2 separate regions of the Mus musculus genome follow, and region 2 is linked to region 1. A link is a loop called in an ENCODE intact Hi-C map of the cell type or tissue named here. Cell type or tissue: left cerebral cortex. All regions are shown on one strand. Links, peaks and the distances in the headings refer to the core of each region. The heading gives the core; the rest is flanking DNA. Region 1 overlaps Magi1 (membrane associated guanylate kinase, WW and PDZ domain containing 1). Region 2 overlaps Magi1 (membrane associated guanylate kinase, WW and PDZ domain containing 1).

Region 1 (12,035 bases), core at 1,759-9,758:
TAATCTGAACACGCTGCTTAGTCAAGGTTGCACCTCCTCTCTGCTGTACCTGTTACTCGATACCAAGTTCAGTCCATGAGCTTACTAGATTTTTACTGAATTAATAAGTTGAAGTAAGTCATGAACATTTGTCATAGAATGCTATCCTTCAAGTTAACAGCTATCTGCATCAGAACAGCTGTGACTGTTCATTTGCAGGTGACCCCCCAAGATCAACTGGTTGGCTGCTGACATTCCCCCATAGATGATGGGGGTGAGGGGGCCTCCTGGACTTACTTGGGATTCTGGTAGTTCTCTCACACCTCCTGGTCAACTGTGTGTAATTCTGCTCCAATTGTAGGGGGCCTCATTGTCTTGGGAAGCACTAATATACATAGAGTATGGTAGGGTGACTGAAGGAGGGCTCCATCTGTGCAGTTATGGCGATGTCATCATCCATGCCGAGATGGGACTGATCAGTGGTGTGGCTGCTTCCCCTTTCTAGTGCTGCTATGAATAACCCCTCACCACGTGCTGTATGTAAGCCCAGTAAGTTCAGCGGTTCCTTAAGTTGGAGTTTGATGCAATCATTCTTTGCTTTGTCATTGGATCACTATAAGGAATGGATAGGCACACATCTGCCCAAAGAAAAGACTTTCCATAAACTCATTAAACAAGCTTGGATAGAATCTTTATGTGTGTTTCTGTTCTAAACTTTGAATCTCCTTGGTGAAGGTTTTCTGTTTTCCTATTAAAAAAAAATGACATCACCAAATAGAATATTGTGCATTGTTTTGTATAACAAAGAATGATCTTGGGGTGTCTTCCCTGGCATTAAATCCACTGATTTTGTTCTATATAGAAATGCTGATTATAAGGAATCCTTTCTGTAGCTGGAGAAATGGCTCAGTCTGTAATTACTGCACAAACTTTAAGTACCTGGGTTACAATCCAGTGAATCAGTGACCTCATCTGTGGAAGGCACCCGGTGTCAACTTTTGGTTTCACTGTGTGTACATACCCCACCCGACACACACACACACACACACACACACACACACACACACACACACACACTTACACAGAATCTTTTCCATATGTCCTTGTCAAAGCTCTCCCTGTTGTAGCTCATCATAGGTTTTTAAATTTTTTTTTCTGTTTTTTTTTTTTTTTTTTTTTGAGACTGGGTTTCTCTGTATAACCTTGGCTGTCCTGCAACTCACTCTGTAGACCAGGTTGGCCTCAAACTAAGAAATATGCCTGCCTCTGCCTCCTGAGTGCTGGGATTAAAGGCATGCGCCACCACTCCCCTGCGGTTTTTAAATTCTTTTGTAAATTTTAAATATTGTTGCAGTAACTAAAGGAGCCAAAGGTGAGGGCTTTTTATATCATAAAGAGTGCCCATCAGCATGTACCTTAATAAATGAAGCAAGGATAATGGCTTCTGCACTTAGGTAGAGCTGTAGACTCCACAGTTGGTTAGGAGTACAAGGTCTGTCTGGTTCTAACTAGTTTTTGAGCCTGCTTGCATAGTGGGGTCCAAAATGTCCATGTAAAAAATAGCGCAAGGGCCAGCCGAATGGCTTAGCCAGGAAAGATGCGTCTGATGCCCTGAGTTCAGTCCCCAGAAACTATGCAAAGGTCAAGGAAGGAACGGGCTGCACAGCACTGTCCTCTGACCTCCACTGTAGCATGTGCGTACCTCAACAATAACAACAACACGATTTTTAAAAGAGGAAATTGTCTAGCTGCTATTAATTTTATCTTTTCCTCCAAAGATTCCTCTGACATCTTCTTCCTCACCACAGAAGCAATAAATCTGAAACCCTTTGGAGAGATTAAGCAATTTAGATGAGGAAAGGAAACGCTTGGGAGATGGTGTCTAGCAGGAGGCACGCACAATGCATTTGCAACTGGGTTTTTCTCATCAGTGTCTTCCTAAGATGTTCACATCAGTAAAGTCTTTTTGTTTTTTCATGGCCTAATTTTAGTAGTTTAAGAACGGTGGTTTTACAGAAGCTTAAGTTCACAAAACGTGTGTTGGTCCTAGCTGAGAACTGCTTCGGAATTGCTGCAGACTAATCCATAGCAATTACCTCTGCCTTCTCGTCTCCCTCCCGACTCAGCGTCCTTCCTGAGACCCTGGAAATGCTCCAGAGTAATAGGACTCCTTTGCCTTAGAAATACTTCCCCAGTAATGAACATGGTAATTAGATGCAGGGTTTGGATTAGGGCCTCCTGGATTCATACCCAAGCCTTCTCAGCTCTCTGTGGATGTGACCTTTGGACACGCCCATTAACAGCTCTCAGGACTAGTTTCCAATCAACATGCATTGGGATAGACATTGTAGGAAGCTCCTGGCAAAGCCTGCAGGATTGGAGAGAGGGATGTATGTGTGCAATGCACCTTGCACCACATCTAGCTCCCAGAAAACATTGTCAACATTCTTACGAACCCTGCTATCACACGCCTAAACAGTCACCTCCAGGAGAAGCTGATTCGAGGCATGTCCTCACAGATACGTGACTGTGGATTGGTATTTATTTTTCTCGGTATGTGGTCGTGTCTGTGGGGGAGAACTTGTGTGAACTTAGTGACTACTCTTTGAATAAGCTATCGTGTAAAAGCCTTTCTCCGTCTTCTCCGAGGCTGTCTATACAATTTTTGCAGGGAAGCCTGTGATGTAAACTCTTGAGTGCTGCTGTGCAAAATGGTGGCCTAAAGCACCACGCAAGGGGGGTGGGGTGTTGCCAGGAGTTTTTTGAGAATGTTGATTGCTTATGCTGTTTACTTGCATATTGGAGAGTTGTAAGGATGTGCGCAGTCTAATTTTAAGAGACCTGAGGAGGTTAATGGATCATGGGCTAATGATGTGTGTCTGTGCATCTTTCCACCTTTCTAAATGGCACCTCAGATTTCACCTTCACCAGTTCCCTCCCCCCTGACCGAGTGTAGCTGTGGCAGTGTTGACAAGCAGGCTAATGAGCTCTGTTCCTTGTTTCTAATTTGACACATTTTATCTGGATTTCCTGATTTGAGGCTTGTTATCCTTCTTCAATTCTCCCTCCTTCCCTGCAGATGAACCACAGGACCTGAAGCCACAGGCAGCGAGCAGTCCTGAGGGGGAGTGGGATGGTTAGACCAGGTGCTTCAGGTCCTCAGCTCGTGGATGCGCCTTCCTGGTTTTGAAGAAAGAAAAGTTTCCTTGTACATGTGCTTCGTAGAGCAGGCTGTACCCACTCTAAAAGTTAGAAACCCAGATAATACATAGATCCTGTCTGTCTATTATTAAAACAGACGACAACAATATAGAAACTGGAAATGGAATTTTTTAGACAAAAACACTCTGCATGGCCCCTTTCATTTTTGAGGGAGAAATTAAAGGATAGGATTCTAACACAACCCAGTAAGAAGGATCTGATGAAAAATATGTGGAAATTGGAGTACACCGCAGGTCTTTAAATTTAGTTTTGTGTCTCTTTTAGTAATACATTATTGAAATATTCCTGGGCATATTTTAAAGAATCTTCTTTGTATCAAAATATATGTGCTTTAAAAACCATCCTGAAAAGGTCTGGGGAGACGGCTTCGTTGGTGAAGTGCTTGCCATTCAAGCATGAAGTCTTGAGTTTGGATCCCCACAGTTGCTGGGTACGGAGATGTGAGTGTGATGCTGGAGCCAGGGAGTTGGGCATGCTATAATCCTTGGAGCACCCTCTCCAGCACAATAGGTGAGGTCCAGACTCAGTGAGAGTCTATTAAAAATAAAGGGATGGAGAGATGCTCAGTGGTTAAGAGCATTCATTGGATGCTCTCCCAGACGACCTGGGTTCAATCTCAGGCACCAGTATGGCAGCTCACAGCTGTCCATAACTCCAGTTCCAGGGAATCCAACAACTTCACACAGACATGTATGCTGGCCAAACAGCAATGCACATAAAATTAAAATAAATAACAAATAAAAATTAAAGTGTAGAATAATTGACTAGAACACTGGCTGTTAAACAGTGGCCTCTACCTGCATGTTCAAACGTGTATACACACCCGTATACACATGCGAACCAACACAACACACACACACACACACCCCTCACCAGTACATTTGTATGAATTGTAATGATCAGAAGGATACTTTTTGTTTTCCTTTTCCAGAATACTAGATATAGCCCACCTGGAAATTTCCACTAAATATTTGCATATGTTCAAGGGGATCGGGCCTGTTCTTATACTTAGGAGTTCTGCTTCCTTTGGGAATCTTCAGTGGTTGGTCACATTGAATTGGAAAAAGGATGGAGTGTCCTGTGACTCCTGGGAGTAAAGGCGGCGTGGATGAGACAGTGTATTTAACCTGAATATGAAAATGCACAGGCACCTGGCCCACTGCCCTGCTCTGCTGAGCCTGGTCCCTGCTCCTTGTCCTATCAGCTGTGGAGAAAGCAAACTGAGGGCCTATCCTTGTTCCTGGAAAAGATAAATGGACCTAAGGAGGGCCATTGGAGCAATAGGAAGAGAAAATTGAAGTTTAAATCAGACCCAGAATTGGGGAAAAGGAACAGCTGGGATCAGGCCCTGAACTGCTGTATTAATCTGGCTGTCGGTCCTTCCTAGGAGAAAGTTAAGTGGTCCCCTACAAACAGGGGAAGGTGGTCTCTTTGTCTCCATCCCTTACTTGGGAATGTCCAGTTTGTACTATTTCCCACACTTCCAGACTGAACAGGCAGAGGATGAAGCAGCCCAGGCTACCGTGGAGATTTATTTATGCTTTAATATGCCACGTAAAGCCACTTGTTTGTTTCAGAATTAAGATGAAACACCCAGGAAAGGGACTGGTTGAAGAGTTAAGCAGTCTTCAAATTACCACAGCTGCCGCGTCTGTCCGTCCCCGCCAGATGGGTTTTGATAGGATGAATCTCATTGTAGGAGAGATGAATGAGGTTTTCTTGTGTTTCTCTCTGGGATTGCCTTTGCTCCAGATGATATTATAGTAGACATGTCTGCTGGAGTGAATGCATTGAATAGGTTGGCGTGGCTTCTTCCTTCCCATTGTTTGAAATCATGTGTCATTGAAAACATAGTCTCCATATAAAAATTATTTTTCTAGCTTATCTTACAAACATACACAGATGCGTGCATATGGTCGCTACAATAATACGACAAATTGGGACATACGTAATCAGTTACCAAGAACTTAGATCTGGTTCCCTTCATTTCCTAATATCTTGGAAATCATGTCTCTTACTGCAGTTTCTGGTCAATGAATTAAGAAGCACAGGCACATAATTTTATTTAAGTTAAAGACAATCTTTCTATGCTGTGTTCAGTTAGTAGATATGTAAACCCCAGGGAGTGGGCCAGACCTTGCTGGGGGGGGGGGTGCGGGAGTATGGGTTATTAGTACTTAAGTGTGGAATAGAATCTCCTAGCAAGATGCTTGAGGAATTTCTTTATGCTAAGCAAAGATAGAACCATAAGCCTCAGTAAACATTCATTTTACTTCCATTCTTGTGCAAAGCCTTTTCTTTTTGTGCTGTAAAAAAAAAACAGGGCCCTCTAGAGGGCAGTAGAGAGCAGCTTGCTGATAGAGTGTCTGGGGCAGAGGGGCTGTTGGAAAATTCAGAAAGTTTCCTTTTCCTTTTTCTCCCACTGTAACTCCTGAGAGAGTACAAGGAGCTTGTGGGGAAAGTGGGGAAGGATGGAAGGTGTATTCTCGGGCTTTATTTTCTTTATCAGTATCTGCAGGAATCAATGTGAAGAATGTGTAGTTTGCAGGAGCTTATGTCTTGAATCAGAGTATGCACATGTCTTTTGATTGACGGCTAAATGCACAGCCGAAGGGCTATGGTCTGGGTACACAAATATTGTGAAGGGAATCTGGAGTTTGCTGTCTTGTCTCTCTGAGGTTTTATGACTGCTTCCTTTTTAGACCAAGACTGAATTAATTTTATTCCTAAACATCCCTAAATGTAACTTTATTTAAGTGGATTTTTTTCCTACCAGAAAGTGATATGAGGTGGTGGGGGGTATGGGGTTCACATAACCTAGGATTCTTTAAGTGTGGCTTTTTAATATCTTAATATTTTAATTATTAATATCTTGATATTTTAATTAATTATCTGAACAAGAAATAATTACCTCCACAGTATTGGATTTGTTACTTTCTGAAGTGTACAGGGTGATTCACCTGTGTGCTTTTAAACTGTTTAAGAATGGAGTGGCCCATTCCTTATGTTCCAGTCTGACTGCTGTGGGCATTTAATGCTCTTCTTTGTCTCAGCCTCTGTATCATGGCCTTGGACTCACAGACATCCACCTGCCTCTGCCTCCAAGTGCTGGATTAAAAGTATGCACTACTTCACCTGGCCCAAAATGACGGAATTTTAAGAAATAAAAGAATTTAAAGCCCTAAAAATTATTAATAAATGTATGATAATGGAACTTATTTATATGGTGTTGACTTCCACTTTAGCCATTTGTAATTGAGTTTGATCACATGATGGTTTTAACTATAGGGTGCAATTTACTTGTGTAGGGGGTAAGGGTGGATCACTTTCTCCAGAGTTACAATTTTCTGATGTCAGGGATTCAGTTTTGCAAGTGATTCTAGATTCTTCCTCTTATACCACTCATGAAATCCTAGAATTATTAGTTATACGTCTTTTAAACTTTTTTTGGGCTTCTGTTTATATTTATTTCATATGTATGTTTGTCTGATTGTATGTTTATGCACCATGTGCATATAGTGCCCCATTTGGCCAGCAGAGGGCAGTAGATCTCCAAGGACTGGAGTTACAGAAGTTGTAAGCTACCATAGTGGGTGTGGAGAATTGATGAACGGAGATCCTCTGGAAGAACATTCAGTACGCTTAACTGTTGACCTGTCTCTCCAGCCCCTTGGTTATCCATCTTCAATATATGTTTAAGACTTTTTCAAGGGTAACTTGAAGAAATGCCCTGTAATTCTGGTTACCATTTTAATACCCAGTTCCTAAGTTTGCAGCCAGACAGTATTTCCAGAGATGGCATGATTGATCTTCCTTCTTTTCATTGACAATGAGTTCATATGGCTTTAGAGTGGAGGTGATATTTTGTCACTTCTCCACATATCAGACAAGAAAAAAAAAGCAATATATGCTATGATTTTTATTCTTTAAAACTTAATATTTAAATTTTATGTTTTGAGTGTTTTGCTTGCATGTATTTCTGTGCGTGTGTGTGTGTGGCTGGTGCTCTTAGAGGTCAGAAGACAGCATTGGATCTCTCGGAGCTGGAGTTATGGATGGTTGGGATTGAATTCCCAGCACAACCTCCATGTGGGAACTGGGAATGACACCTGTGTCCTCTGCAAGAACAATGAGTGCTCTTAACCACGGAGCCAACTCTCCAGCCACAGTCTCTTTTTTCTTTTTTTTTTTTAAATTTTTATTAGGTATTTTCCTCATTTACATTTCCAATGCTATCCCAAAAGTCCCCCATACCCTCCTCCCCTACCCCTACCTACCCACTCCCACTTCTTGGCCCTGGCGTTCCTCTGTACTGAAGCATCTAAAGTTTGCAAGACCAATGGGCCTCTCTTTCCACTGATGGCCGAATGAATAGGCCATCTTCTAATACATATGCAGCTAGAGACACGAGCTCTGGGGGGTACTGGTTTGTTCATATTGTTGTTCTACCTATAGGGTTGCAGACCCCTTTAGCTCCTTGGGTACTTTCTCTAGCTCCTCCATTGGGGGCCAGTCTTTCTTTTTTAGGCAATCATTTGTTATTCACAGATCTTTCCGCTCTTGGTCCTGGTTTCCCTGTTGTTCCTACTCACAGAACTCAGACTTTCGTCAGAACAGTTCATCTTAGCACTTCATTTTAGCAAAGCAGGTATGCCTCCAGTTATCTCTGCTGAATCACAGTTGTTCTAAGACAGAATAGCCTCCTATTCTCTTTCAAGTGTCTAGGGTCTGGGGATGTCACTCAGTTGGTAGAATGTTTTCTCTGGCTTAAATCCTCAGTACCCATAAATTGAGTTTGGTGGAACATACCTGTCATCCCAAAAGTCAGGAGATGGAATTGGGAAAAGGAGAAGTTCAAGGTCATCTCCAGCTACATAAACCTATAAGACCCTATTTTAAAAACAAAAAATGAGAAAACCAACAACAAACAAGACCTGGGACTGGCTCAGTGATTGAATCGCCTCTTCTGCATGTGTACGACCCTAGTTCGAATCCCCAGCACCTGTGTAAATGTATGAATGCTGGGTGAGCGTGTTGGCCCACTTGTAATTCCAGTTCTCAGAACGTGAAGACAGAAGATGTACAGAGCAAGATGGCTAGCTAGACTAGTCATACCAGTGAGCTTTGGGTTCACTTGGAAATCTGTTGGTCAGTGAACAAGGTGGAAATCAATTCAGAAGATTACAGATATTACCTTCTGGTTCTCTGCCTTCACTGGGATTTTTTTATACATGCAAAACAAAACAATAATAAGCAACAACAAAAATATGATTGGCTTAGAGGTGTGCATGTGACCAACCTTTTGCCATTGACATTGAGAAGAGACCTAACCATTAAACTGAAGTCAGGACCCCTATGTTTGAAGTAGGGGAAGGACTGAAGAAGCTAAAGGGCAGGGCAACCCCATAAGAAGGCCAACAGTCTCAACTTACCCAGACCCCAGGGAGCTCCCAGACACCCAAACACCAACCAGGAACATACACAGGGCAGTTCGAGGCCCCTGGCACAAAAATAACAGAAGTCTGCCTGGACAGGCCTCAGTGGAAGAAGATGTGCTTAATTCTTGAGTCTTGAGGCCCCAGGGTAGGAGGAGGGGGAAAGCACCCTCTCAGAGGCAAGTGATGAGGAGCTGTGGGAGGGAGGGCTGAGGGGGAGGGGCAACGACTACTGGAATGTAAATAAATACAATTAAAAAAAAAAAACAAAACAAGTAGGTAAGAGAGTCCATTCCTGAATAAAAGTGTCAGATACTTATAGAAATTAATCATGTCAACATTCTCTCCTGCTTCCCGCTTTAAGTACAGATCTAGAAACCATCTTATGGGAATGAGGTAGAAGGCTGAGGATGGAGAGCAGAGTGGAAAAGAGAGTCTTGTTGAATAGCTGAGTCAGCTCCCCAGACCACGCCCTCTTCTGTCTCTCTGGGGTGCAGAACAGGGTGGGAGTCAAACAAAAACGCGCAAGCTTCTCACTATTTAAATAAATAAGCCCCGGTTTCTTAGGGATTCTCTTATTTTCAGCCCAAATTTTCTCGTTCATAAATACCGTTAGGGTAAAGCCAGTTGAGAGAGATGAGAAGACAGCCATATTTTTTTTTCCCTCAGTCTTGCTTTTTTATATAAACATTATTTTCTTTTGGCTTGAAAAGAGAGGCAGATGTTGAAGAAATGTAATTAAACTCTACATATATGTGGTTAAGTTTTAATTTTTAATTGAACCAGAGCCTGAAAGTGTGTGGTAACAGAAAGAAAATAATGGTGCCTATCTTGTTTAATTAAATCATACTGAAGTCCTCTTGTGTAGTCAAACATCAGAGGTAGCAGGGCTGCCTTCCTCTGAGCTTCCAGCAGTGTGGTGTCCGTTTCCCCTGCTTTATACTGCATATAGTACCATGTGAACAGCAGGCTGGCTCCGAGACTCTCAGGAGACTATGAGTATTCTCAGAGTGGCTGAAATGATCAGGAGGCCCTGTGCACGTGTGTGTGTGTGTGTGTGTGTGTGTGTGTGTGTGTGTGTGTGTGTGTGTGTATGTGTGTGTTTGCTTGCTTGCTTGCTTGCAGGCCAGAGGGTCTTGTCCCAGTGCTGTCTTCAATTGCTCTCCACCTTGATTTTTGAGATAGGGTTTCTCAGAGTCTGGAGTTCATCGTTGGTGCTGGATCTGAACTCAGGTCCTCATGGTTGCTGAGCTATCACTTTTACCCCAGAGTCATTTCGTTGGTCCTTAGAGTCTCGTTTGTTCGTGATCGTAAACTTTATAAGTGGTCCCAAGGATGACAAACGAATTTCCTTAAGGAACTCCTCTTTACTGGGTAGTAACTAGAACGTTAAATAAATCAGCGTTGGCAAGCATTTGTCTCTTTATTAGTTGAGTTTCTAAGCCTCAGGTTAGAGTTTAGTTTCCTTACCATTTCAGGGAGTTAAGCCTACACTGTAGTTGTCCGCCGTGTCCAGTGTTACACTCAGCATGTTAGTAGATAGCATGCCACAGGGCTTTACCCAGCCTGATACTTTTATAGTAACTCTGTTAACAATAGTTAGAGTCTGGCACTATGTAAATTCATTTCTACATGGCATTTGCTGGAGTAATTACTGTCTCATTCTGGGTGTTTTGTTTTGTTTTGTTTTTTGTTACTTTCTAATTTCTAAAGCAGAGTTTTCTTACTGAATGAAGACTCAGACCTTTACAGTTATAAACTTTTACAAAATTAGTTTTAATTTGGTCAGAGTTAATTAGATTGTAGTATATTTCACACCTTTTTATTCCTAAGAGTATTACATATGTTACCGTTTTGTGAGGAGATGTCATGGGATATTGATTAGCAGTCAAGGTAGAGGCTTACTGTTTAAAAACGAATTGACTTCAGTACATGCTGGAGCCCTCCTGGAAGAACAGCACTTGTGTGATTGAAAGGCTTTCTGCTTGAGCTCTTGTTTCCACATTCAAAAGAAGTTTGTTAAAGAATAATGCTGCCTGAGGCAAAATAATACTAAGGCAAAGGTTTCCTCTTTTGGGGGTGGGGGTGGGGGTGGAGGGGCTAGGGTAGGGGATGACTGTGCCTCTTCCAACAGTGTGTTTCTGGGAGAAACATGGCCCTGAACATGTCCTTACCTCTCTGAGGAAGGCTGGGCTTGAGGACGTGAACTAGGGTGGTGAGGTAGGAATTCTTCCCACACAGCAGCAGCAGCCGTGCTCACAGCAGAAAACATATCCTGGCATTTTCCAATGGTGGGCCTGGGGATGTGGCTCAGTCAGTGATGGCCAGCTGCACAGGTGATAGAGTCTATGACACAAGTTGTCATTCCGGTGCACATGGGGGAAATCTCACAAGGCCCCACCCCCCAGAGGAGAAGCTCCCGGACTTTAATGGCTGCTGAGAAATGGAGAATCCGTTTTCTCCAGCACTGAGCCCCCTGACAGGTTACCTGATCCAAGTGCTCATCCCCAAACGCAAACACATGTAAGTAACATCAAACAGAATCAACAGGTTGTATTTATGAATGCACATGCGTGTGTGTGTGCGTGCACGCATGCTTGCATATGTCCCCATGTGTGACAATAATAAGTAAAGTAAAAGGGGCCATGAATTTGAGAAAAAGTTGGGAATATTGGAGAAGATGAAAATGATGTAAATATAGTTCTTGTACATATGAAATTCTCTAAATATAAAAAAATAAGAATATACGACACTTTGATAAATGAGAATAATTTTTTTTAAGTCGTGTATAGTGCTGTATACCTGTAACCGCAGTGACCCTGGTTCTGGAGAGGCAGAGATAGAGGAGGAGGATTTCTGAGGTTAGCTGGCCAGCCAGTCACAATCTTCAGGTTCATTTGAGAAACTGCTCTCAAAAAATAGGGTAGAAAGTAATAGAGGAAGACACCCATGTTGGCCTCTGGTCCTCTTTTTTATGCACACACTGTATACATTCAGAGATATGTCACACGGAGAGGCTCAAGTGCATGGACACAGCAGCAGCAGCTGCCGCCCTCTGATGAAGAGCTGCCTTACTGTGCATTTGACAACCCTGTATGGTCTGTACCTCCCTGGGCCTCCAGCACTGGGTTAAATAAACCCTCTTCACCATTCAGAGGGTGCCAGGACTCCGCTGGTCTTTCCTCACTTTCCATCTGCCTGGTGTTAAGAACCTCTTTGCACAGCTCTTTATTTGACTGGTTACTGCTTGTGTCAGAGCCCCAGTGTCACCCCCATTAAAGTGCTTCGGTGCCCTCATCCAGTCTTAAAGCAGTACCCCAAAGTCCAAGGCACCAACACACTATCACATTACCTTGACAAAAATAAAATATGAGATTCTTCTGTCTACTTTTTGCTGTC
Region 2 (12,035 bases), core at 2,116-10,115, 130 kb after region 1:
AGGCTCTGAGCTTAATTCACAGCACTGCAAAAACAAAACAAAACAAAATATCTTTCTGCTACCTTTTTCCTAATAATCCATCAAAATGTATTCTGAATTGTCTTTCCCTCACTGTGGCAAAGTGTCTGAAGAAAAGTCAGCTTAAAGGAAAAGGCTGTTTTGGCTTAGGGTCAGAGAGTTTTGGCCTGTGGTTGCTTGGTCCCATTGCTTTGGGGCCTGTAGTGTAGCAGGACACCAGAGCAGAAGGGTGTGGTTGAAGAGATCTCTTTACTTCGTGATAGCTGAGAAGCAGAGGGGCAAGAGGAGAACACAAGGACCCTAGTACCCATAGGGCATGCTCCTAACTCCCTACCAGTCCACACTTTTTAAAGTCTGCCTTGCCTCCCAGTGGCCCCACAGTCAGCAAACAAATATTTAAGCAGTTGACTTTGGGGGATAACAGCATAAACCATAATATGTATGAGCATATACAAAAGACATATAATGCATAGCAAAGAATTATATAATGGATGCTACCCTCTATTTTAATGGTTGAGTAAGAGCTTTCTGTGAAACATTCTGGCCTGTGTGCTTGCATGCTTGTTTCAGTAGTTGGGGGCAGGGGGGAGACTATCACTCTTCCATTGTAACTACTTTATTTAGTCATTTCTCACCTTTGGTTTTCTACTGTTTTGTTGTTTGTTTTGTTTTGTTGTTGTTTGTTTTGTTTTGTTTCATATATTACATCAGGACTGTAGCTCCCTCCTTCCCTTCCTCTCTCTGCAGGATCCACTCTGTTTCCCTTCAGAAAAGTCCAGGCCTCCCAGAGTCCTCGACCAAATGCGACTTATCAAGTTGCAATATGACTAGGCATAACCCCACATATTGCTTCCACTTTTTCTTAAAACAGTTTCACTAGTATATTGTCCCAGAAAGTAACACCTGTCTAGGTTATCAAATTGATAGAGTTATGTATGACATTCTCTTACACGTCAAGATAAAGTTTTTCTGCTTATAATACTTTCCCTTCTCTTTTCGAAACTAATGTCATGATTTCTTCTTTCTCTTCTCATGATTTTGTTTTCCAAAGAGTTTTTTCTTATACTTTCACAGAAAAGAACAAGCAAACATCTTCCTCCCTTCCTTCTTTTTTCTTATTGCCTGTAGTTTCTTAATTATTTATTTTTTTACATCGTACCTTTTAAAATGGCTTCATTGAAATGTATTACCCATTTCTTAAAACTCATTTTATGGCCAGGCAGTGGTGGTGCATGACTTAAGTCCCAGAGAGGCAGGCAGATCTCTGAATTAGCTGAGCCTAGTCTACATGGTGAGTTTTATGACACTAGAGAAAACAGGGAAGCTCTGTCTAAATAACCCAAAAACCAAACACACACACACACACACACACACACACAAAGCAAGCAAAAAACCAAAAAACTACTCATTTTAGTATATACCAGCCTTTCTGTACCCATAAATTCAAGCAACTTCAGATTCTCCTTTAAGCTCACAGTAGATGTATCAATCTTGAGTATTAATGACTTTTTGATTCTTATCAGTGTTATCAAAGCATCACAGTGTAACTAATGACTCTTGTGTATTATAAGTGACCCAGAGGTGACTTACAGTGTTTGAAAGGTATGTGTAAGTTACGAGCAAATACTTGTTCTTTTGAGTGTTTACTTCTTTTTCACAATGATGAATAATGCTACCACAAATACTCATGTATACATTTTTATATTGGCATGTATTCTCATTTCTCTTAAACAACTGTCTATGAAATGGGATTGCTCTGTCATATCACAAAAAAAAAAAAAAAAAAAAAAACGGTTTGCGGCCTGATTATCCTCCAAAATGGCAGCTCCAGTTTATATTACTATTTGAGAGTTCTCCCTTTTGTCTCTTTTTAGTTGTCTTTTGCCTTGAGATGTCTTCATAACTACCAAGTGATTCCTCTTGGTTGTGACTTACGTTTACGGATGGGATACCCAGTTATACTGAGCACATTCTTATGTGTTTATTGGTCACCCGTGTATCATCATTGGCAAATGTCTGTTTAAATCCTTCACTAATTTTTAAATGGTCTGTTTGTCTTTGTATTAACTAGTTGTAGAAGTCCTTCACATACTTGTATGTAAGTTCTTCATCAGATATGACTCACAGATATTTCCTCCTATTCCAGGTGATTCTTCTCTCCTTATCTTGGTAGGATTATTCTTCACTTTGTAATGTGCCAGTTTCTGTGTGTGCCCTTTTGGCATCATTGCCTAACTGAGGATCATAAAGATGAATAAAAATGCTTTCTTCTGGGAGTTGTATCAAATTCTATGTGTCATTACTTATGTTCTTGGTATGTACTCAGTAAATTCAGGGAAGGACATACAGAACCTGGGCATGGTGAAGCCCAGTTGAAAATCCAGGACACGAAGCTGAGGCAAGTGGACAGTGATTGAGTTCAAGGCCAGCGAGTACTATATAGTGAGAGCCTGGCTTAAAATAATACACCAAAACAGAGGGATCTGATCACTAGTCCAATCCTGGCATGGTGGTACAAGTCTATCGTCCCAGCACATAGAAAGTAGAGGCTGGCTTGTTTTACATGGAGAACTCCCAGCTATCTAGAGATATAGGGTAAGACCGAATATCTCAAACTACTTATCTCCTGAAAAAAGGCATATTCATAGATAGCAGATCAATGCCTAGAGGGTAGCTAATGTGATTAAAGAGATAGCACTCTCTGTACCAGGCATTTACCATGGTCTGAATCCTCCTACCTAGTCATTATACCCACCTGCCTTATGGGGCAGGAGAGAAAGTAGAGGTGTTGCCAGGTCAAGCTGTTTGCCATTAGTCACATGAGAAAGAGGCAGAGTTGCTACTGCACTTGCTTGGTGCCAGACCCCACCCTAAAACCAACCTGCACTCTAAAATGGCCATAGAGTTTGCTTTGGGGATGTTCAGAACTAAATCCTTTGGCCTTTTCTCGGTTTGTTAAAATGCTGGTAGTAGAACTACACTTCCCTGTTACTTTGAACTGAAGATCCTGTCTGACTGGCCCTTGGGTCTAGAAATCACATAGTAATGAGTGAATTATAGCCCGTGATGAATGAAGGAGTCATTGGTTCTTAACTTGTATATGTTTCAGGAATGATTTTTTTTTTTAAAGACAGGTTATGGTCATCTTTCCTTACTTTTGCTGGAGACCATTTGACCTCTGAGAGCCTGGATTTGTGAAATTGAGAGTGTGCTCTCTGATAAAACCTGAGCAGATTTCCATGGCCTCTTTGCATTTCTCTATACATAGAGAAGCCTGGCCTTACACTAATTGAAAATCATTTTTATTTTCCTGTCTGTCTGTCTGTCTGTCTGTCTGTCTGTCTCTCTCATTCACTTATTCAGCTGGGTGGGTAGGGAAATCGGGAGGAGGTAGGAGGGAGTAGTATATGATTACAAAATTATTGTTATCGTTAGGGATATTTTCCATCCAAATGAGGTCTGCTTTTCTCACTCTTTTGCAAACTGGAAAGCTGTCCATGAATCTGACTGCTCGAAAGTTCCTTCCTTATTTCAGGAAGAGGACATTCAGTAGTTTTGTTCCCTCTGGTGCAGGCTCTATGTCACTTCATTTCAACAGAGCAATTTAATTTGTACTGCACAACCATTTTCTTATGGAAAACTAATAAAATACAAATTTTAGTTTCAGCGTGAAATTGTGGCTGAAGGCCTTCGAGAGTTTTATGTGATCCCTGTCTGTGTGATGACAGAGAGTGATGTCAGCGCTTACACACATTAGGTACAAGGTTGATAAGAAGAGGATTCGCTAAACTTCATTATTTCCCTCAAAATGAAAATGTAAACTGATTCTTTGCATTCAGCTCCTAAGACCTTACCTGCCAATGCAGTAGGCAGGAATCTGGAATGAAGCTTTAAAAAACAAACAAACAAACCCAAAAGCATCTCACTTATTCTGGCAGATTGAATTTGAGGTCAGCCTCTTCTATATAGTGAGTTCCAGGACAGCCAGAGCTATGCAGCCTGTCTCAAAAAACAAACAAACAAATAAACAAACAAAAAGCAACCAAACAACAAAAATTACTAGAGATGCTTAGTAAGTGATTGTAGTGAACAGTAACAGCATGATATACAGTAACACTTTTTCCTATGGATGGACCATAGAGAAACTTTGCTTATCTGTTTTCCCATGTGTAAAAATTTTAACAGAAATGGTGATAAAGGTGACACCTGACACTGACTTGTGGCCTCACATGCACACACATACATGTGCACACATGTGAACTCATCCATTCATACACACAACAATGACTATTATCATGTGAGAATAATGTACAAAAAGTTCTTAGCACAGTTCACAGATGCTCAAAAGCAGAACAAGGAGAGATGGACTTGGGGCACACTCCAGTGTGGAGTCTTAGAACTCTAAGTGCCCATAGGAAGAGGAGTGCTAGAAATGCAGACTTGAGCCTGCCATGGTGGCCAAAGCATAAGCTGCACAGAGAAACCCTGGCTGGAAAACAAAAAAGCAGTGAAATCTTGTCATGCCTTGGATTGTTCAAGGAACAAAAGATCACATTTCCCAATGCACAGCGACAGGTTCCTGCTTAGTAAATTTTTTTCATCTGCTCTGACATGTAGTTGATCCTGTGTCCTAGGGAAAGTTCTGTTTTCTAGTTATCTGACCTGTAGACTGCCCTCTAAACCTTTCTCTCCCCCAGCTTTCAAATGCTTTGCTCTCTGTTGGCTTTGGACCTCTCCATCTATGGTTCCCCATCATTGTTCATCTGAAAGTTTTAGATTCCCTTGTCTCCTGTCCATTCTTTAGTACTTAATTCTCGACAGTCCCTTACATGTGACCGTGGAGCTGGGGAAATACAGGTGGTGGGTCAAAGGCAAGCCCTGTAGTGTGGCCACTGCCAATAGGGAATGTTTACTCTCCAGAAGTCTTACAGCACTGTTTCCCACTCCTGGAGCTGAGGTGAGGATGCTGACCTGGGCATAGGGCTGGGATCAAAGCCCTGAGTTTGAGGGGTAGGGAGATGACTTAGTAAAGGGTTTGCTGCACAAGCAGGAGAACCTGAGATCCCCGGCTCCCTTTCAAAGCCAGCTGCAGCAGTATGCAGTTTTAATCCCAGTGCCTAGAAGGCAGAGATAAGGGCATCCCCAAGGGGCTTGCTGGCCAGTTAGTTAGTCTAGCTGGACTCACATTGAACTTCAGGTTAGTGGTAGACCCTGCCTCAAAAATTAATCTACAGAAATGACTGAAGAAGGCACTTCACAAAGATCTGTGTGTGTGTGTGTGTGTGTGTGTGTGTGTGTGTGTGTGTGTGCGCGCGCGCGCGCGCGTGCGTGCCTAAGACACACACAGACACACGCTAAAAAGTAAGTTTGAATACGAGGTGGTAAACCTCAAGTGTTTGGTTCTAAATGGGATTCTACCTTTATTTTATTTTTTTTTTCTAATCAGCTGCTTGAAGGGGAATCCTTCAAAGTCTCATTCTCAGCTTCTCCATCATCTTTAACTTCATGAAAACAGTTATTTCAAATATAAGAATTATTTCTATGAAATTTCTTTCAAAGTTAGGAGAGAGGCCGAGGGGACTTGGGAGGCTCTTGTCCCCATTCTTGAGACTCACCCACCTTTCCTTACCATACCCTCAAGCCCTCACCCATCTGTCCACTCAGCTGCTAGTCCTTAGCAAATGGGGCAACCCGATTTCCCGCCTTTCCTTGGCCAAGAGCTCCCCAGGACCAATCGGGTGGTGGGGACTTGACATGTCCTGGTAGGGGAGCTAGCTGGGTCCCGCCCCCTCCCGCCCCCTTCACAGGTGCAGCCCTAATCCCCCCTGGCCTAGATATCCGGCAGCCTCTGAGAACCCGGGCTCTGTGATGTAATGCGCTTTTTTCACACTCCCGGCTTAAATACAGATGGAAATTGTTGTCATGTGTTAGAAATGTCGCCAGTGATATAAAAGGCGCAAGCTTGAGCATCTTCTCTCCCTTCTCGCACATCAGCTGCTCCTCCAGCCAGAGCCTGTGCCCTGGAAAACCCACTCAGTGGTCAGGTGGCCAAGGAGCCCCTAGCTAGCTTAGGAAGGGGTTCAGATCCCACTCCCCACCCCCGCCTCTCCTTACAGCCGCTGCGGAGCCGAAGACCAGCGTGGTGGGAGGCTCTTTCAGGCGCACAAAAGGAAGGATTAATCTTGGCGATTGGCTGGGCTTTTGCAGGCAAGTACAAGTCCATGATCTTCCCAGGCCAACCCCTGCCCACCTCTGGATTCGAACGCTCGGCCACTGGAAGAAGGCTGGGATCAGGCAGGCTGTGACCGGAGCGCCTGCCACCGGAGGTTTGCGCTTGGGTTGTGGGAACATCCATGGAGGTGAAGATGCCATGTGTGGTGTGTGGACCAGGGAGGAGGGGAGACTGTGGGCCAGCTTGGGAGGGCCAGATGGCTGAGGCTGCGTTTTAATTCAACGGGCAGGCAGGCCCCGTTTGGCTGGGCAGGGTGGGAGGAGAAGCAGGGAAGGGAGAAAAAAAAAAAAAATCAGAGGTCAGTGGGTAGGGAGAGGCTGGGCTCCAGAGCAGATGCCTGGCGAACAATGGGGCTTTTGAAGGGGATGCTGGAGGAAGTGTGGCGTGCGCTTTGTATTGCCTCCTCCGCATTGCAGGTTGGAATCGGGCAGCTAAATTTTAATGAAGTGCATTCCAAAGTGTGCTAGTCAGCCTGGGTTTGGGGAGCCAGAGCGAGGGGCGGCCCCCAGGCTTTGCTGAATGGGGACTGGGGGTGGGCGGGGGAGGGGGGCCACCGAAACGAGTTCCTGATGGATGGTAAAGGAGGAGATGAAAGCCTGCTCAGTGTGGAGGGCAGGGGAAGGGGAGGGGGAAAGCCTTAGGCCCCCGTGCATATTAATAGGCTCCAGCAGGTGTTGGTAAATGCATGTTGCTGCATTGTTCCGGCGCCCAGGCTGGAGTAGGCGGGGAGACAGCGACTGCTTCTCCTGGCGGTAGTGGGCAAATGCCTTTGCACTTTGAGAGAGCTTCACAAGCTCTCCAGAAAATAAAGAGGAAAAGGACCACCATCCCTCTCTCCTCTCCCCCACTTTTAAAGGGGGGATGTACATGCAGAAGGCTTCTTAGGTTTGCTTCCTGGAGATTAACATGTGTTTGTGAGAACACTGTCTTGTCTAGGTAAGGTATGCTTGTCTGTGGGCATCAGTAAATAGAGGAATCTGGAGTCTGGTTTGTAAGTGCTTGGGAGCTGGAAGGTTGTTCTCCCTGGCTGGTTCTTAATGGACCAATCCTGGAAGACTGGTATCTTTATTTCTTTAAAGAGACAGGAGGGTGTACCTTCTTCCCTCTTCTCAAACTCGGAGTCTGTCTGACCGAGTAGCAGGGGGCAGTGAAGTGTGCAAGGGGGCTGTCTCATCCCCAGAGTTGGCCTTCCACACAAAGGGAGTGGATTTGTGTCCGAACTAAATGGCTTGAGGGTCTGTGTTGTTTATTTGTACGGATTAGGAATAGGCCCTTTCTCTCTCCAAGAGTTGACGGTGCCTATCCAGTGAGAATCATTTAGGAGGCTTTTTAGTTAGGACTGTGCACTGCTCAGATAACCCTCGCTGGCTTTGTTGTTTGCTGGCATGCTTGTTTTTAACTACTCTTGACCAGAACCTATTCAGTGTTTTCAAAAGGTTCAAACGTGTTCATTGGAGGTTCAGATGAAAACTGAAAGTGTCTGTAGAGGAAGGGGAGTGTGACTCTTATTTTGAAAATATTTAACCATGGGTTTATATACAATATATCCATATATATTACATATGTATAAAGCTATGCACATTTTAACATACACTAACATTGCATTTTGGTTCTGGGGGAAATGATTTGGTTGAGAAAGGCTTTCATTGTATCACCCATGAGGCCAGTGCCTTCTGAAAACTGGTGTTTTACCAGAACTTCAAATCCTGCCTTGGGGGGGGACATGTTCAGATTCTTTTCATGATTGAACTTGCACAGCCCCTAGTCAGCGAGGCCGAGCTCCCCACTTGTCTATGAGTTTGCCTGCTGCTGAAAGCCTGAGCAGATTAATGCTATCAACACTGTCTTGATTCCTCCATCCCTCAGCTGAGAGAACAGGAGCTGCCTTTGCCCCTGGCCCTCTTTCCCCTCTGAGGCTGGGAGGGTAGGGTAGGGGAAAGAGGATGGAGCAGGAGGAAGGGATTGTGGCTGAGGCCCACCTTTGACTCCCCAGCCCCTCTGGACCCCACCAAGTCAAACGTTAGAGCCTTCCTTCTTCACGTCCCTCTGTAGTTTCTCAAGCTGCAAATTTCAAGTTGTGTTTCTATGGCAATGCCTTGAAGAAAATGTTTGATACTGTATCTGCCTCTCTTGTGTTTTTACTACAGAGGTGAAATTGGCCTGGTTTTTGTGGTTGTTGTTGTTGGTGGTGGTGGTGATGGTGGTGGTGGGTTTGGTTTTGTTTTCACTGAATAGGCTTGAGGTTTACCTGCTGGTCCTTGTTGAGCAGAAAGCAGGGGGCAGTTGTGTTTGTTACAGAACTTTTCCCTAGAAGACTAGAGTTTTCATGTACAACCCAGGGTGTGTCCACTGGAGCAACCATCCAGTGGATGTATTCACCACTGAGACAGTTTCTGTGATACACCGCTGTAGATGGGCCTTTTGACACATGAAATAATACATAGTCCATGAGTATTTGGTACAAAAGAAATCATGGCTGTAGCCGATGTGCATCAGGAACGTACTCCGCTTCAGTCTTGTCATGCACATGGAAGTGTAAGAAGGGAGAAAGCAGAGGAAGAAAGAAGAAAACCTTTATATTCACAGAGTCAAGCCCTGATGTATTAGTACCAGTTACCAGAATGAATAAACAAATAGAAAGTTGTACTTTCTCTTGGCACCTAGGCAGTGTCTTTAAAGCTGTTAAGGAAACAGCAAAGGAGATGGCCTGTTTCATGACATACATGTACCGCAAAGTATGTAGCTCAGTGTGTCTTTTCTAATGTGAGCTTCTTAGCCTTTCCACAGGGAGTAGATTTAGCCCTAAATGGGAAAGAGTTCCCCAAGGTAATAATGACTATAGAGGAGAGAATACCAGAGAAAGCAGAGTGGAGGACAACTCTCCATTCAAAAAACAATTTTTTTTTCCCTTTGCAATCGTAGTTTTTAGGCAAAATCCAGTTCATTTGGTAACCATTATTCCCACAGCCTGTTTATTTTCTCCTTTAAAGAATTATGTTGATAATCAGTCCCCAAATATTTGAATGTAAGCACATCCTCGCCGTCATACTGACACCCTCTGGCACCAGACAAACTGTCATAGCATTTCTGAGAAGGAAGGCAGCAATGCCAGTCACTGATTTGGGAACGCAGCAGAAGCCTGTGTGACAGGGTCTCTCCTCTGCTTGGCTTCCGGTCTTCTGAAGTGTTATGAACACATGCTCCAGATATCTTGTTCTGGATCTTCAGCAGTTTCTGCCATTTTTGGTCTCCAGCACATCTACACAGTGTCAGGAATGCCCACAACTGGGGGAATTATGGCTAACCAGTCCCTCCCAAGTACTGCAGTGTGTCCATTCTCTTTGGCAACTTACCTGACTCTGGGTCTATACTAATGAAAGTGACTCTTGTTCCATTTGCTCCAAGGGTCTGCTGAGTTGATGACTGTGTGCCATGCCATGTAGATACTTGGTTTGGTTTGGTTTGATTTGGTTTGGTTTGGCTTGGCTTGGTTTATTCTTCCTATACAGGTCTTGGCCTCTGGTTACTCATTTTGATTCTTTTTTTTTTTTTTTCCCCCAAGGAGATTGGCACCTTTAAAGTTTCAACAGACTATTAGATTCGGGCATAAAATCAATGGGAAAATGTTGTTTGACATTTAATATGATGTTTGAAAGGATCCAAAAACATGAAAGTAAAAAGAGACCCCGGGCTTGAAAATGACCCACTAGACTCAAACCTCTTCAATGTTCGTGATTGCCTGATGTGAATGGGAAAGGAGGAAAAGTCCTTCTGGATAAACTTCTATTCTCTGGAATTCTTTGTTTGTGGAGGGTTTGCTGCTTTCCTTTCTGGCTCTTAGTTCTGAGTGCCAAGCCTGGAGTAACCATGTGGGCAGTGAATGCACCAGGAACCCTGAGCAGTCATTTTGAAGTTCGATCTGAGTCCTAGAGTGCTGTTGCTTTTGCCAGTACTTGAAAAATCACTTCAAAAGTAGAGAAAGGTGGGCACAGGATCCCTTGTTTTTAAAGATGCATGTTCTTTCTGCACACTAGATAGTGGATCCCATATTTATGAAATTAAAAAAAAAGGCACTTAGCTTTCTGCTCAGAGTTTAGCTGATCTTCAAGGTGATGCTAAATTATTGTGTGGGGTGTATTTCTGTTCCACAGTAAGATTAGAGCCACGTGAACCTACAAATTTGACAACAGCTATATGAAATAACTTGCCTAAAAGGAGTAAGTGCCATAATTTTCTAATTAATTGTGGAACAATGCCAAAGAGTGTTGCTTTAGAAATACTAAGTATAGATAGGGCCCTGAAAGGGAGGCTAGTCGGCAAAAATTTAGCTCTTTTTAATGATGCTTAGCACCTGGGTGTATGTAAACCTTTGCTACTTCTCTTTATGGCTTTGTGGACCTTTACATCATTATTGACATTTCTGTCTAGTGGCGATACTCAACTGAAAGTAGCATGTGTGTGGGTGCCTACTCTGTGACCTTGAATATTGAAGATTGTAATATAGCAAAGAAGACTAGGTCTTCCTTAGCTTCTGAAGCTTGAGTTAGAACCCATGTTGATTTAATCCAGTCAAGGTAAGGAAAAGAGGATAAGGTAGAAATGATTATTGAAAAATACTTTCCCTATGTGAAGTTTATTCCTAAAAGGTATAAAAGACTTGATTATTTACAAATAAGGTCAATCACAAGGATAAATGTAATATATAATTTCCAGTTGATCTCAATCTCATACTTCAAAAGGACTGCTTGTGTATGTGCTCTCAAGTTCCACATTAATATATGCAGTCAGAATTTAGTCAACGCCACTGTATTCTACTTGGAATTGACATCTTAAGACAATAATTAAAATATCCCTGCCATTGGTAGCAAATACCCCATGTCCTGAGGTGTGGGATAGAGTGGTATAATGCGTTTAATTTCATTTGATGCCAAGACTTTGGGTCCCTCTTCCATCCCCAGTTGATAAACAGGAACTAGTCTCACCCATGAATTCTGTGTGTTACCATCAATCACATCCGGGTAACTTTCCATGTCGGCGCGTGTTTGCCGACTTCCTGCTTTCTAGTCATCATCTGTGTTTTCAGGCTGCTTCATGCTTAAGCCAGCTCACAAGGAAGATTTAGACATTGCGCAAATACTGAGTTTGCAACTTCTCTGTGCGGAGAACCATTGGGGTGCTGGAGATTTATGATCAACCGGATGGACAAAGATCCAGCATGGGGATCTTCATGTGTGCTATAGTCAGGAGCGTTGGGCAATGGTCAGTTATTTGGAAGGCAGAACAGTGCAGATGTGGTGGGGGTCTGGGGAGGAGAGTATGTCCAGGAACGTGGGGATTGGGTACATTGTGGTTTGCAGTATGGTCTTTAAGGTGTCAGGTTAGGCCCCACAGGGAAGGAAACATAAAACGTGAGAGAGTGAGGGAAAGGATTATGTGTGGATGATGGACCATCCAGTACAGATACTACAGTAGAAGTGCTAAGTGCACTTTCTGAGAAGTAGCAAGAGAATGGCTGGAGTAGAGAAGATGGCAGAACTGTGGAGAGAGTTCTGACTGCAGGACAAATGGTGCTTGGCATTTTAGGGCACAACCACACTACTGACAATGGGTGGCAGCCATTGCAGGGTGCTGACTAGATGGCAGACCTGGGTAGTCTCACCACAGAAGAATGGAAAGAGTGGGGGCGGGGCACGGCTAGGGAGATGTCCCTTTCTTCTGCTTGGAGGAGAGGTGTGCAGAAGGCAGGGCTCTATTTGTAAATGAGTTGATGATGGTAAAAGAGAGA

Evidence for each region. A loop is a pair of places that touch in the nucleus more often than their neighbours do. Peaks named below come from ENCODE experiments on the same cell type or tissue, not always from the same donor. Only the 100,000 strongest peaks of a DNase experiment are listed, where the experiment ranks them.
Region 2: it touches region 1 in a loop (2.3-fold over the local background); 2 of 42 quality-filtered maps call a loop at or near these places.

What each region holds. Positions count from the first base shown.
Region 1 is chr6:94,033,804-94,045,838 of GRCm38, reverse strand. All of the region lies in intron 1 of Magi1 (membrane associated guanylate kinase, WW and PDZ domain containing 1), which reads left to right. Among named protein-coding and RNA genes, the nearest start is that of Gm22840, 150 kb to the right of the region's middle. In left cerebral cortex, for the core only: CTCF peaks have their summits at 5,539 (motif pointing right) and 6,733 (motif pointing right); a DNase peak (open chromatin) is centred at 5,539.
Region 2 is chr6:93,907,514-93,919,548 of GRCm38, reverse strand. All of the region lies in intron 2 of Magi1 (membrane associated guanylate kinase, WW and PDZ domain containing 1), which reads left to right. Among named protein-coding and RNA genes, the nearest start is that of Gm22840, 23 kb to the right of the region's middle. In left cerebral cortex, for the core only: a CTCF peak has its summit at 6,988; DNase peaks (open chromatin) are centred at 6,524, 6,994, 7,213, 9,418 and 1 more place; H3K4me3 peaks cover 2,761 bases; H3K27ac peaks cover 2,201 bases.